4 separate regions of the Homo sapiens genome follow, and regions 1, 3 and 4 are each linked to region 2. Evidence: chromatin contacts called from ENCODE Hi-C or POLR2A ChIA-PET data. All regions are on one chromosome and are shown on one strand. The core of a region is the stretch at or near the end of the contact, and the rest is flanking DNA. Distances in the headings are between cores, read along the strand shown.

Region 1 (2,700 bases), core at 144-2,643, 560 kb before region 2:
TGTACATTGTTATCTTTAGATACAAAAATCTCCTACTATCTGGGGAATGTGAATAACCTCCCTGAAGAACAACTGCATCTTCTAGTCAGCCTACCACCAAGAAGACATTTTGGAACTTTAGTTTGGATAGTTTATAATATAAAAATAATGGAATTTTTTCCATTTCTCATATAAGAAATTGTGTCATAATACTGGACAATCTTTTTCCAAACTATCTTTGTCCACACACATGTTGTTATGAATCATCGATTTAAAGAGTCAGTAGGGGCCGGGCGCGGTGGTTCAACCCTGTAATCCCAGCACTTTGGGAGGCCGAGGTGGGCGGATCACGCGGTCAAGAGATGGAGACCATCCTGGCCAACATGGTGAAACCCCGTCTCTACTAAAAATACAAAAGTTAGCTGGACGTGGTGGTCGCGCGCCTGTAGTCCCATCTACTCGGGAGGCGGAAGTTTCAGTGAGCCGAATGCACTCCAGCCTGACGACAGAGCGAGACTCCGTCTCAAAAAATAAAAAATAAAAATAAAAAATAAAGGGTCAGTAGGTTAGAGCCTCATTTTGGAGAGAAGTTAATATATAGACCTATTGATAGAATGGAGAAAACAATACTGGTAGGTCTCACTTGTCATTTATTGAGCCCAAAGTGCTGGGATTACAGGCGTGAGCCACGGCGCCCGGCCTGACACCACTGTTAAATTAGGGAGAAAGGGTTTACTTTCTACCAGAAAGGCTGTGTTTGAACACAAACGCAGAAGCCTCGCTCTTCATTCTAGCCTAAGTTTACTTTTGCGCACTTATTCTCCATATGAGGAAAACAGCAAGTAGCCCAATTTCCGCTTCAGGAAGTTAAAGACATTAACTTGGCAGAAATCGGCCGGGCGCGGTGGCTCACGCCTGTAATCCCAGCACTTTGGAAGGCTGAGGCGGGCGGATCACGAGGCCAGGAGATCGAGACCATCCTGGCTAACACGGTGAAACCCCGGCTCTACTAAAAATACAAAAAATCAGCCGGGCGTGGTGGCGGGCGCCTGTAGTCCCAGCTACTCGGGAGGCTGAGGCAGGAGAATGGCGTGAACCCGGGAGGCGGAGCTCGCAGTGAGCCGAGATCGCGTCACTGCACTCCAACCTGGGCGACAGAGCGAGACTCCGTCTCAAAAAAAAAGCTAAAAAAAAAACCTTGGCAGAAATCTAGCTAATAGGTTTAGCCTGGGAAATAGAAAGCAAGGAAATTGCTCAGGGAAACTTTTCGGTTCTGCGACGCATGCGTTCAGCCTCCAAGAAAGTGGCAAATACGGCTGCGCGAATTGGCGGCCCGGCCCTCCTTGGTCACGTGTTGGGAGACAGCGGCGTGGCGGCGGCGGTGGCGGTAGCGACGGCACGCCGTAGGGCGGTCAGAAGGTTTCCGGTTCCGGTGTAACGTTCGGGCTCCGTCTCAGGGGCTGAAGTTTGTGAGGTGAGTAGTGGCCCCGGGCCCACAGAGGGTAATTCCAGTCCGCGCCACTGTGGCCGGGGACTCAGTCCAAGGGGAGGACCGAAGCGGGAGGGTTCAGCGGGAAGGAGTGTGAAAGGAGTACCTGGTTTGGTGGGAGAAGAGGTTGGAATGAGATTGTTGAGAGGAAAAGGGCGGGGGCGGGAAGGAGACCGGGTTGGGAGACCAGCTCTGGGGTGAGGAGTTTAGGTAGAACAAGGTAGAGTAAGAGACTGGTTGGAGTGACGGAGAGAGTAAAAATGAAGATTAGCGGGGGAGTGGGGGGCTGCAGAGGGAAACTCAGGTTGTAGCAAACAAGAGCACGGAGTAAGGAATTCCTTCTGAAGACTGGATTTGGATTCTGCTGCCTGCTCATTGAGAGGAGAGATCATTGTACCTCGCTTTCCTTCCGCACCCCCACTACCCCCGCACCTCGCAGTTATTGTTGAGCATTTGATTAGTGACAAGGCTAATTACCGTTTGAAACTTTTTTATCCATTGGCTGTTTAGTTTGCACGTCATCTTATGGAGGTAACAGTGGCACCTCATTTATTGCTTTGGGCTTTCAAATTGCTTATACTTTCTAGCCTATCATTCAATTCTAGTGGAATATAAGACCCGTTAAGGTGAGGACTCTTGTTAGTTTTGCTCACTGTTTTATGTATCCACCGCACCTAGTACATTGCTTGACACTTAGTAGTTACTCAATAAATATTTATTGAATGAATTAGGATGTAAATATGGCAGTACTCATTTTGTAAGATGGTAAACTGTGGCTCCAAAGAATTACTTAACTTGCCCAAGGGCTTGTAAATGGTGGGGCTCAGTGTCCCAACTGTTTCTGTGTGAACTCTTGTTTTCACTTTCTATGGCATCTGGATATGCCGCTTTTGTGCAATACATGTGTAATATGTAGAAATTGGTACGCTGTATGTCTACTCATTGTGGGGTAATAGAACCACCATAGAATTACTCACGTAACTTGTCACTGAGGCAGAAAATCTTTCAGTCTTAGTTTCATCACTTCAATCTACTAGCTTCCTTTGGATATACCAAAAGTGAGTCTATTTGGCATCAAGTCTTATAGACTCTAGTATAGAGGCTAAACTTACCAAGAATGTAGAAGTTAATCAGACTGGATTTTTTGGAGAAAAGATGTCTTAAAACATCTTGAAAGATGATTCCCAGATCTTTGATAAGTGGCACTGCTGGGAATAGCTGAGCTTGGAAAT
Region 2 (2,700 bases), core at 57-2,556:
TGACAAATTAACCATTTCTTAAAATAGCTATTCCCAGAAACACGGTAGAAAAGAAATTTCAGTGATTCAACTGTCCTATCAAAATCTGGATATTGCAAAATCATACTGCCTTTCAGTAACATGAAAAAAAATCTAATTTAAATTTCAACGTGGGGATGGGGGTAATCACTCCTACTGTTTTATTTTCAAGAAATTCTCCGCCCCACGCAACACACACACATATCTCAAGGCCCTTTTTAAGGCTATCAAATATATTGGTTTTTGGAAAAGGATAGACTTTATTTGGCAAGAATAACCAAGGTCTCCAAGATAAACTAGACCCCTAAAATGAAATGCCTTCTAAAGAGGAATAACTGTAACATAGAGGAAAGAGGGCTGGGACTAGTAATTTGAAGATCTGATCTCTCTAGAACTGCACTACACCCTACTCCATCTCTTAGACAAAACAGACCAAACCTTTTTGATATTTGATTATTTTTTGAAATTGAGAAATGGTGTGGAATCAAACTTTTCTGAAAGAGTTTGGAAATTGCCTCGACGTAGGCCTAACAAGATTTAAACCTGGGGCTGTGGAACTAAAGACCTGTCCGGAACCATAACCATTACACAAACCCCTGCCCTCAGCAGGCAAAGACCTACAGGCCCTCTTAACACAAGATCTAAGTTTCAAAGTATAGTCCGGGGACGGAGACGGGGACGGGGGTTGCGGGTGGGAGGTAACAGCCTAAAGAAACGTCGTATATATCAAAGAATGTCCATTTTTTATTTTTTAAATTAAAATCTAAACCTTTAAATGTTTGGAAGCAACGCCTCAACTAAAGAGCAGTGTGGTCCAGGGTTTATGAATCCAAACTACTCTTAAAGTAAACCGAGACACTCTGCCTACAGTTTTCGGCATCAAGCGGCTCCAGCGGGCAGAGGGTTAAAAGAGGACCACATCACAGACCAGACGCCGACCGAGGAGTGAGGGCGGGCCAGCCCCGCACTGGCTGCCGCTCCAACGGAGGTCAGGACAGGGAGCCCCCCTCAACTCCCACCTGCCCCCTCGCTCCCTTGGGTATACTCGAGTCTACCCAAGTCCCCGGGATCGGGCCCCTCCCCAGGTCACCGCTCCCCCACCGTCTCTCGCGGCCCCCGCCCCGCCCCGGCGCCTTCAGCTCCAGCTGCGTCCCCTCAGCCCTGGGTCTCCTTAGTTGTCAGCCCCTTCGGCCCCTCCCCTTTAGAGGCGCCCCAGTCCTCCGTCTCCTCACCGGGGTTGGCAGTAGTCGCCGCCATGGCCGCAGATGCCACCGCCGCCGCGCCACCCCCCCCCCCAGTGGGAGGAGCCGCCGCCACCGAACCGGGAGGGAGGGGAAAAGAAAGGCCACTCCCCAGAAGCGGCGCCTGACCGCCGCCTCCGCTACCGCGGAATCCAAGATGGCGGCTTCAGCAGCCCCCAGCATCCCAGCCCCTGCGGCGGGGAGACCCCGCCTATATAGTAGGCGGAGTCAACACACGGCCAGCCTCCTAAGAAAAATTGACCAATGAAAATGCCAAATCGTCCAAGGGCAGGGCTACTCACTGCGCCAGCCAGTCCAGTGAAGGGAGGGCGAGGAAGAAGTCCAGCTGTCTCCCTAATCTCGCCCTCCTTGCGTAAGAGGTCAATGACCGAGTAACGTCATTGAAATGCAATTAAAATGGGTATTTTAGGCTGGGCGCGGTGGCTCGCGTCTGTAATCCCAGCACTTTGGGAGGCCGAGGCGGCCGGATCACCTGTGGCCAGGGGTTCGAAACCAGCCTGGCCAACATGGCGAAACCCCGTCTCTACTAAAAATACAAAATTAGCCGGGCGTGGTGGCGCATGCCTGTAATCCCAGCTTCTTGGGAGGCTGAGGCAGGAGAATCGCTTGAACCTGGGAGGCAGAGGTTGCAGTGAGCCGAGATAGCGCCACTGCACGCCAGTCTGGGCAACAAGAGCGAAACTCCGTCTCAAAAAAAAAAAAAAGGATATTTTACTAAAAACCTTCGCTTGGTGGTGGATTCGTCTGAGTGGTTGCCGTGCAGACAATGTATCTTGTAAATCCTCTTTAGGTGCTAAAGAGCACCTAAACATCACATGGTGATTTGTAATCCTTTCCAGTTTTTTTCCTCTTTTAAGGACTTTTGTCCCTGGTGAAAAAGTTAAATGACTAACTTTTGAATGCCTGCTATGGAACCGGTAGTCTAAAAGGATCCAGGTGTTAACGGTTTGGTATGGGAGATATTGCCAGCCAAAATTGGAGGCAATAGATGAAGAAAGTAATTTGAGAATGGGTAACTTCTTTGGTCAGTGACAGGGACAGAGTGAGGAGTTTTGTTTGTCTGTTTTTGAGACAGAGTCTCTCTCTGTCGCCCAGGCTGGAGTGCAGTGGCGCAATCTCGGCTCACTGCAACCTCCACCTCCCCGGTTCAAGCAATTCCCCTGCCTCAGTCTCCTGAGTAGCTGGGATTACAGGCGCACGCCACACGCCTGGCTAATGTTTTTTGTATTTTTAGTAGAGATGGAGTTTCACGACGTTGGCCAGGCTGGTCTCGAACTCCTGACATCAGGCAATCTGCCCGCCTCGGTCTCACAAACTGTTGGGATTACAGGCGTGAGCCACCACACCTGGCCAGTGAGGAGTTTTTAATAGGGAATCAATAAGATGATGGCTGTGCAGATTTATTTTCTTTTTTCTTTAT
Region 3 (2,700 bases), core at 66-2,565, 620 kb before region 2:
TCCTGTCTCTGCAGGAGCTGATGATCCAGCACATGCATTATTCTGTTCATTTGGCTTTTATCCTGCTCCCTTATTTAGCTTCTGCTCCCTTTGTTTGGCTATTTATTGCTACTCGGCAGGAGCAAGGAGGGCAGAGGGAGCTTCAGATGGGTGCATCCTCCTGGCTGGTGCCTCTGGTGAAGAGCATGGAGGAGAAAGAGGTTTCAATGTCTGGCTTGAAAGTATCTGTGGGTTTCACATTCTCTAACGAGGGATTTAGGATGTACATTCCAATCGGGATTTCCAGTCCCGTGGGGAGCAAACATCAGTTCACATTCCTGAGACGTGCAGCCTCCATGCTCCACGGACGCAGCTCCTTGGTGGCAGGTTTCATTCAGTGCCACATGTCCTGCCTCAGCCCTTTGTTGGGCTGGAAGGAAGACCCTGAGCCCCTCTTCCATCTGGATCACATGGTCTCTCCAGACCCTCCCCTCTCTTTCTCTGGAAACCACCTTTTTCTGATGGTGGTAGTGATTGTTCCTAAAGTCTCTCCTTTCCTCCTGCCCTGGCCTCTCTGCCGGAGGTCAGTGTCCTCTTCAGTGACAAAAGCCGCCCTAGATCTGGGCTCCCTGGAGAGGGAGGTGGCTGGGTCTGGCAGTTACAGCCGCTGTCTCTCCATGGTGCTGCTACACCCCTCCCCCACTGGGCATACAAATGGGCTTTATCCAGCAAACAACGCTCCCTCCCCGCACTCCCCCCACCCCAGGCCACACAGGCACGTGGACCCAGGCCTCACCGTGGGAAGGGGGTGGTGGCAGGCACAGAAGAGATTGCTCCAGATGAGTTCTCCTTGCCTCACTTCTCTTCCTTAGAACTTAGGACACAACTCAGGTTTTAGTTATTGACTTCCTCCACCCCTCCCCTGCACCCTGAGTCCCTAATTCCTTCTTGTTATATATCTCCTAATTCTGGACTCTTCCCATTCCAGGGCAGCTCAGATTATGCAGGGAATTGGGAACAGGTACCCCCACCATCTGCCGCATACCACCCAGGGAGCTGCTCCTCAGAGGAGAAATCAGGCGGGGGGATGAAAATACAGTGTCCTTTTGAGGGGGCTGAGTTGAACCCCAAAGCCCCTTCCTTGACCCTGCCTGCTCCAGGGAACACCCATCTAAACAGCATCTGTGTGACTAGCAGAGGAAGGAAGAGCTCACCCCAGCTGGGCTCCTGAGCCAGGGCCAGGGCTCCAGTGAAACTTGCCGCGCTCCAGCTCCGAGTGGGGCCATCCTGCATGCCTAATTGGCTATTTAAGGAGCTGTTCACCAGCAGCCCAGGCAGCACCCCCGTCCCCACATACACCAGTTCAGAGCCACCTTAAAAGCAGGAGGCAGTTGTAAAGTCGCTGGCCAGCTAGTGGAGTGGAGACTGCAGAGGGAGATAAAGAGAGAGGGCAAAGAGGCAGCAAGAGATTTGTCCTGGGGATCCAGAAACCCATGATACCCTACTGAACACCGAATCCCCTGGAAGCCCACAGAGACAGAGACAGCAAGAGAAGCAGAGATAAATACACTCACGCCAGGAGCTCGCTCGCTCTCTCTCTCTCTCTCTCACTCCTCCCTCCCTCTCTCTCTGCCTGTCCTAGTCCTCTAGTCCTCAAATTCCCAGTCCCCTGCACCCCTTCCTGGGACACTATGTTGTTCTCCGCCCTCCTGCTGGAGGTGATTTGGATCCTGGCTGCAGATGGGGGTAGGTACAACTAAATGTCTGTGTGTGGATTTGTGCTGATGTTCACATGTCGCCAGGTGTGCTTAATGGGGGGAGGAGAGGTGTGAAAGGAAGCCTAGAGGCTGGAATAATAGGCTCAGAGATGAGGAAAAAAGAGTGGGGTGTGGAGGAGACCACTTCCCTTCTTTACCTTTTGTCTCTCCAGCCTTGTTGTTATTGGAGGTCGGGGAGAACTAGCGGCAGGCAGGCAGAGTGTGTACACATGCAAGTGCTGGAATCTCTTTGCAGGCTACAGATTTTCTCCAGAGCTCTTTCCCCCACTGCCCTGGTCCCAGGCAGGACTCCTGGACTTCTTTATTTACAAACTCCTCCAAATAGGGAGTCAAAGAGGCCTGGAGTAAAAAGATGGATAGATGGGGGTAGGGGGAAGAATACTTCCTGCCCAACTCAGACCCTGATCTCCAATTCATCCCCTTTTGGCCAAGATTCCCTCTTCATTCTGTGGAGCGACTAACTCCCCAGTTATCCTCTGAAAGTGGCAGTAAGAGTCAACATTTGTTTGACATTTTACAGTTTACAAAGGACTTTCAGGAGCTCCCAGGAGATGAGGAGGGATTCTTGGGAGAACAGGCTGAAGCGCTCCAGGAGTGTCCCCAGGAACTCCTAGACCTCATTTTTGTGTTTCCTGTGCCTAGCACAGTGTCCAGCACATACTAGGTGTGTAACTGAGGTTTGTGGAAAGAGCAGGGTGAGGTGGGTGTCCAGAGAGCAGAAGGCAAATGCAGAGAGGATGGGGGCAGGCAGGCAGCCAAATGGAGAGTCACAAATCTCATCTGAGGAGAAAGAAAAAAAGAGGGAAAGAGGAGGAAGAGACAGAATAAGTGTGTTGAGGCTCTGACCAGAGTGGACAGGCACCTTTACAGACCAGGGAGTTTGAGTTGTTGGGGGGTCCCACAGATATGGTAAAATGAGAGGCTGCCTCCAGCTCTCCCTTGG
Region 4 (2,700 bases), core at 145-2,644, 580 kb before region 2:
CGCCTCAGCCTCCCAAAGTGCTGGGATTACAGGCGTGCGCCACCGCGCCTGGCCCTATTTATTTATTTATTCATTTTTAATTTTTTGAGACAGGGTCTCACTCTATTGCCCAGGCCAGGGTGCAGTGGTGTGATCAAAGCTCGCTGCAGCCTTGACCTTCCAGGCTCAGGTGATCCTCCCCCTCAGCCTCCCAAGTAGCTAGGACAACAGGCCATGCCACTACACCCGGCTAATTTCTATATTTTTTGTAAAGACGGAGTTTTGCTTTGTTGCCCAGGCTGGTCTCGAACTTCTGGGCTCAAGTGATCCGCCTGCCTTGGCCTCCCAAAGTGCTGGGATTACAGGTGTGAGCCACCGCGTCCAGCCCATATAATTTATTTTGCATTTATTATATACTACTTTGTTTTAGTATCTTTTATGTGGTCCTAGTGGTCCAGGAGGCACTAGAGTGGTATCAACAGTATCTGACACAGAGTAGTCATTCAGTGAAAGTTTGTTGACAAGCATAATAATGTCCCAATCTAGTTCTATTTCGTTACTTTGGACCTGGCTTACTCTGAGGTGGGCTTAAGTGTTAGTGTAAGTTATTAGCATCAACTGATGATGCACACGTCTGTGTCTGTGTCTGTGTGTGTGTGTGTGTGCGTGAGCGTGCGCGCGCACTCTCTCTCTAAGGGAGGTACGTTTTCCTACAGCCATTAGATGTTAACTTACGTGAATAACCATAAATGGATATGTACAGGTAGCATACAAATAGGAGGACGGGTGTCTCCACAGCGAAGAAGAAATTTAAAAGGAGGTTTTTCAGTAGGTCTCATTAGCACGAAAAGGCATAGAAGCTGACATAATTTTTTATTCTAAACCCTGCAGGTGTTTCCCATATATCTTTATTGATTTCACTTTATGTAGTTAAATTAGTGGGAAGATGATATAGGAAACTCACAGTATGTTTATTTCTTTTCCTTAGCACTTAGGCAGATGACGTGTATGAATCAATCTATTTTTCGTCCGGAGAGCAGATCTCAAAGAGTCTGTCCTTTCCAAAGAGAAAACAGGAAGCATCCTCAGGAAGCGCCTACTTCTCTTGTTTTCCATCGAGAAAGAGAAATGGCTCAAATATTTATCAAGGATTTCACAGGATTAAGGGGTATGAAATTGGGCTGACCTTCTCAGAGGCCGAAGGACTTCGACTCCATGAGAGGGCGAGAAACGTGTTTCGGGGGAATTTAAGTCAATGAGTATTTTGCTTTGTCAGGTGTAGAGTCCAGGCCCGGGGAAGAGAGGCAGTCAACAGAGGCCAGAAAGGACGTTGCTATGGTTTCCACGCACGTTGTCTCCCTCGGCCTGTTTCTTTGCGCGGCGCTGGCGATTCCGTAATTTCCGCTTCCGGTAGTGAGAACCCTTCCGGTGGGCTAGGTACTGAGCGCGCGAGGTGAGGAGTTGTGCAGGGTTTGGGGAAAGGAAGGCTGGCTTGGCGAGAGGGCAGGTTTGCGGGCTTTCGCCCCCTTTTCCAAAGACCAACAAAGAGTCCTTCCCCAACTCCCAACTCAACCCCTTTTGGAACTATGTGTGGTGGTTGGGACCCTGTGGCGCATCCTTGTCGCTCGTGTCCTTCTCATGCCCGGCGACGCGTCTTTGTGGTAACGCCCTGCTGCCATCTCTTTTCTTCTCTATGCGAGGATTTGGACTGGCAGTGAGAATAAGAGACAACGATTCACGTCTACTTTCTAGGATGACTTCCATGTGCTCCATCTCGCGCGTCCCTGAGCATGTTGAATTTCCAAATCCTAAATAAGCCGCGCGGTGTAGTTTGTATTATGTTGCGTTTCTCTTTCTGCTTTCCTCGCCCTTTCTCCATCATCCTTTAGGCTCTACAGAGTGAAGGTTTAAATCCAAGGTCATGGCAAAACATCTGAAGTTCATCGCCAGGACTGTGATGGTACAGGAAGGGAACGTGGAAAGCGCATACAGGACCCTAAACAGGTAACTGTTAAGGGACCAGAATCATGCCTAGACTCTCTGGGAAGTGCGGTGGTTATTCTCTCCCTTCCCCTTTCGTTGATTGTTCTCAAAACAGTGCCAGCCCAGGTGTTCACAGTCTCTTAAAACGTCTCAGCCCCTCAGTTTATTATCTTAAAAATGAAGTTCTGGGCCGGGCGCGGTGGCTCACGCCTGTAATCCCAGCACTTTGGGAGGCCGAGGCGGGTGGATCACATGCGGTCAGGAGTTTCAGACCAGCCTGGCCAACATGGTGAAACCGTGTCTCTACTAAAAATACAAAAATTAGCCGGGCGTGGTGGCAAACGCCTGTAATCTCAGCTACTCGAGAGCTGAGGCAGGAGAATCGCTTGAACCCGGGAGGCAGAGGTTGTAGTGAGCCAAGATCGAGCCACTTGCACTCCAGCCTGGGCAAGAGTGAGACTCTATCTCAAAAAAAAAGAAAAAAAGTTCTTCCTCAAACCTAACTGTATGAATTGTATTCAACAAGTAATCACCCCCCGCACCTCCCCGCTTTTAATTTTAATTTTAATTTTTTTTTTTTTTTTTGAGGCAGAGTCTCGCTCTGTCACCCAGGCTGGAGTGCAGCGGCACGATCTCGGCTCACTGCAAGCTCCGCTTCCTGGGTTCACGCCATTCTCCTGCCTCAGCCTCCTGAGCAGCCAGTACTACAGGCTCCCGCCACCACGCCCGGTTAATTTT

What was found. Hi-C counts contacts between places; a loop is a spot of excess contacts on that map. ChIA-PET counts read pairs that join two places held with the same protein, here RNA polymerase II (POLR2A). Pooled maps may share reads with other maps.
Region 1: a pooled map shows a loop between it and region 2 (7-fold over the local background). The contact joins the promoter of PRPF3 here to the promoter of ARNT in region 2. A Hi-C loop is called at or near these places in 1 of 37 single-sample maps with no recorded cell type and 8 of 50 pooled maps. POLR2A ChIA-PET finds 5 or more read pairs at or near these places in 1 of 52 experiments (A549).
Region 3: a pooled map shows a loop between it and region 2 (2.9-fold over the local background). The contact joins the promoter of CA14 here to the promoter of ARNT in region 2. A Hi-C loop is called at or near these places in 8 of 50 pooled maps. POLR2A ChIA-PET finds 5 or more read pairs at or near these places in 2 of 52 experiments (AG04450 and HEK293).
Region 4: a pooled map shows a loop between it and region 2 (4-fold over the local background). The contact joins the promoter of MRPS21 here to the promoter of ARNT in region 2. A Hi-C loop is called at or near these places in 1 of 168 maps with a recorded cell type or tissue (CD4-positive, alpha-beta T cell) and 8 of 50 pooled maps. POLR2A ChIA-PET finds 5 or more read pairs at or near these places in 1 of 52 experiments (activated T-cell).

What each region holds. Positions count from the first base shown.
Region 1 is chr1:150,320,140-150,322,839 of GRCh38, forward strand. It overlaps PRPF3 (pre-mRNA processing factor 3), which reads left to right and starts at 1,394. Exons shown (of 16, transcript NM_004698.4): 1 at 1,394-1,453. RefSeq lists enhancers at 508-1,073, 1,203-1,252, 1,443-1,492.
Region 2 is chr1:150,875,293-150,877,992 of GRCh38, forward strand. It overlaps ARNT (aryl hydrocarbon receptor nuclear translocator), which reads right to left and starts at 1,307. Exons shown (of 22, transcript NM_001668.4): 1 at 1,251-1,307. The coding sequence starts at 1,275. RefSeq lists silencers at 933-1,362, 1,366-1,639.
Region 3 is chr1:150,256,459-150,259,158 of GRCh38, forward strand. CA14 (carbonic anhydrase 14) reads left to right here and starts at 1,316. Exons shown (of 11, transcript NM_012113.3): 1 at 1,316-1,725. The coding sequence starts at 1,671. RefSeq lists an enhancer at 1-200.
Region 4 is chr1:150,292,467-150,295,166 of GRCh38, forward strand. MRPS21 (mitochondrial ribosomal protein S21) reads left to right here and starts at 1,395. Exons shown (of 3, transcript NM_031901.6): 1 at 1,395-1,432; 2 at 1,869-1,983. The coding sequence starts at 1,901. LOC105371434 (a long non-coding RNA gene) reads right to left here and starts at 1,354. Exons shown (of 2, transcript XR_922129.4): 1 at 1,166-1,354; 2 at 834-1,031. RefSeq lists an enhancer at 1,683-1,742.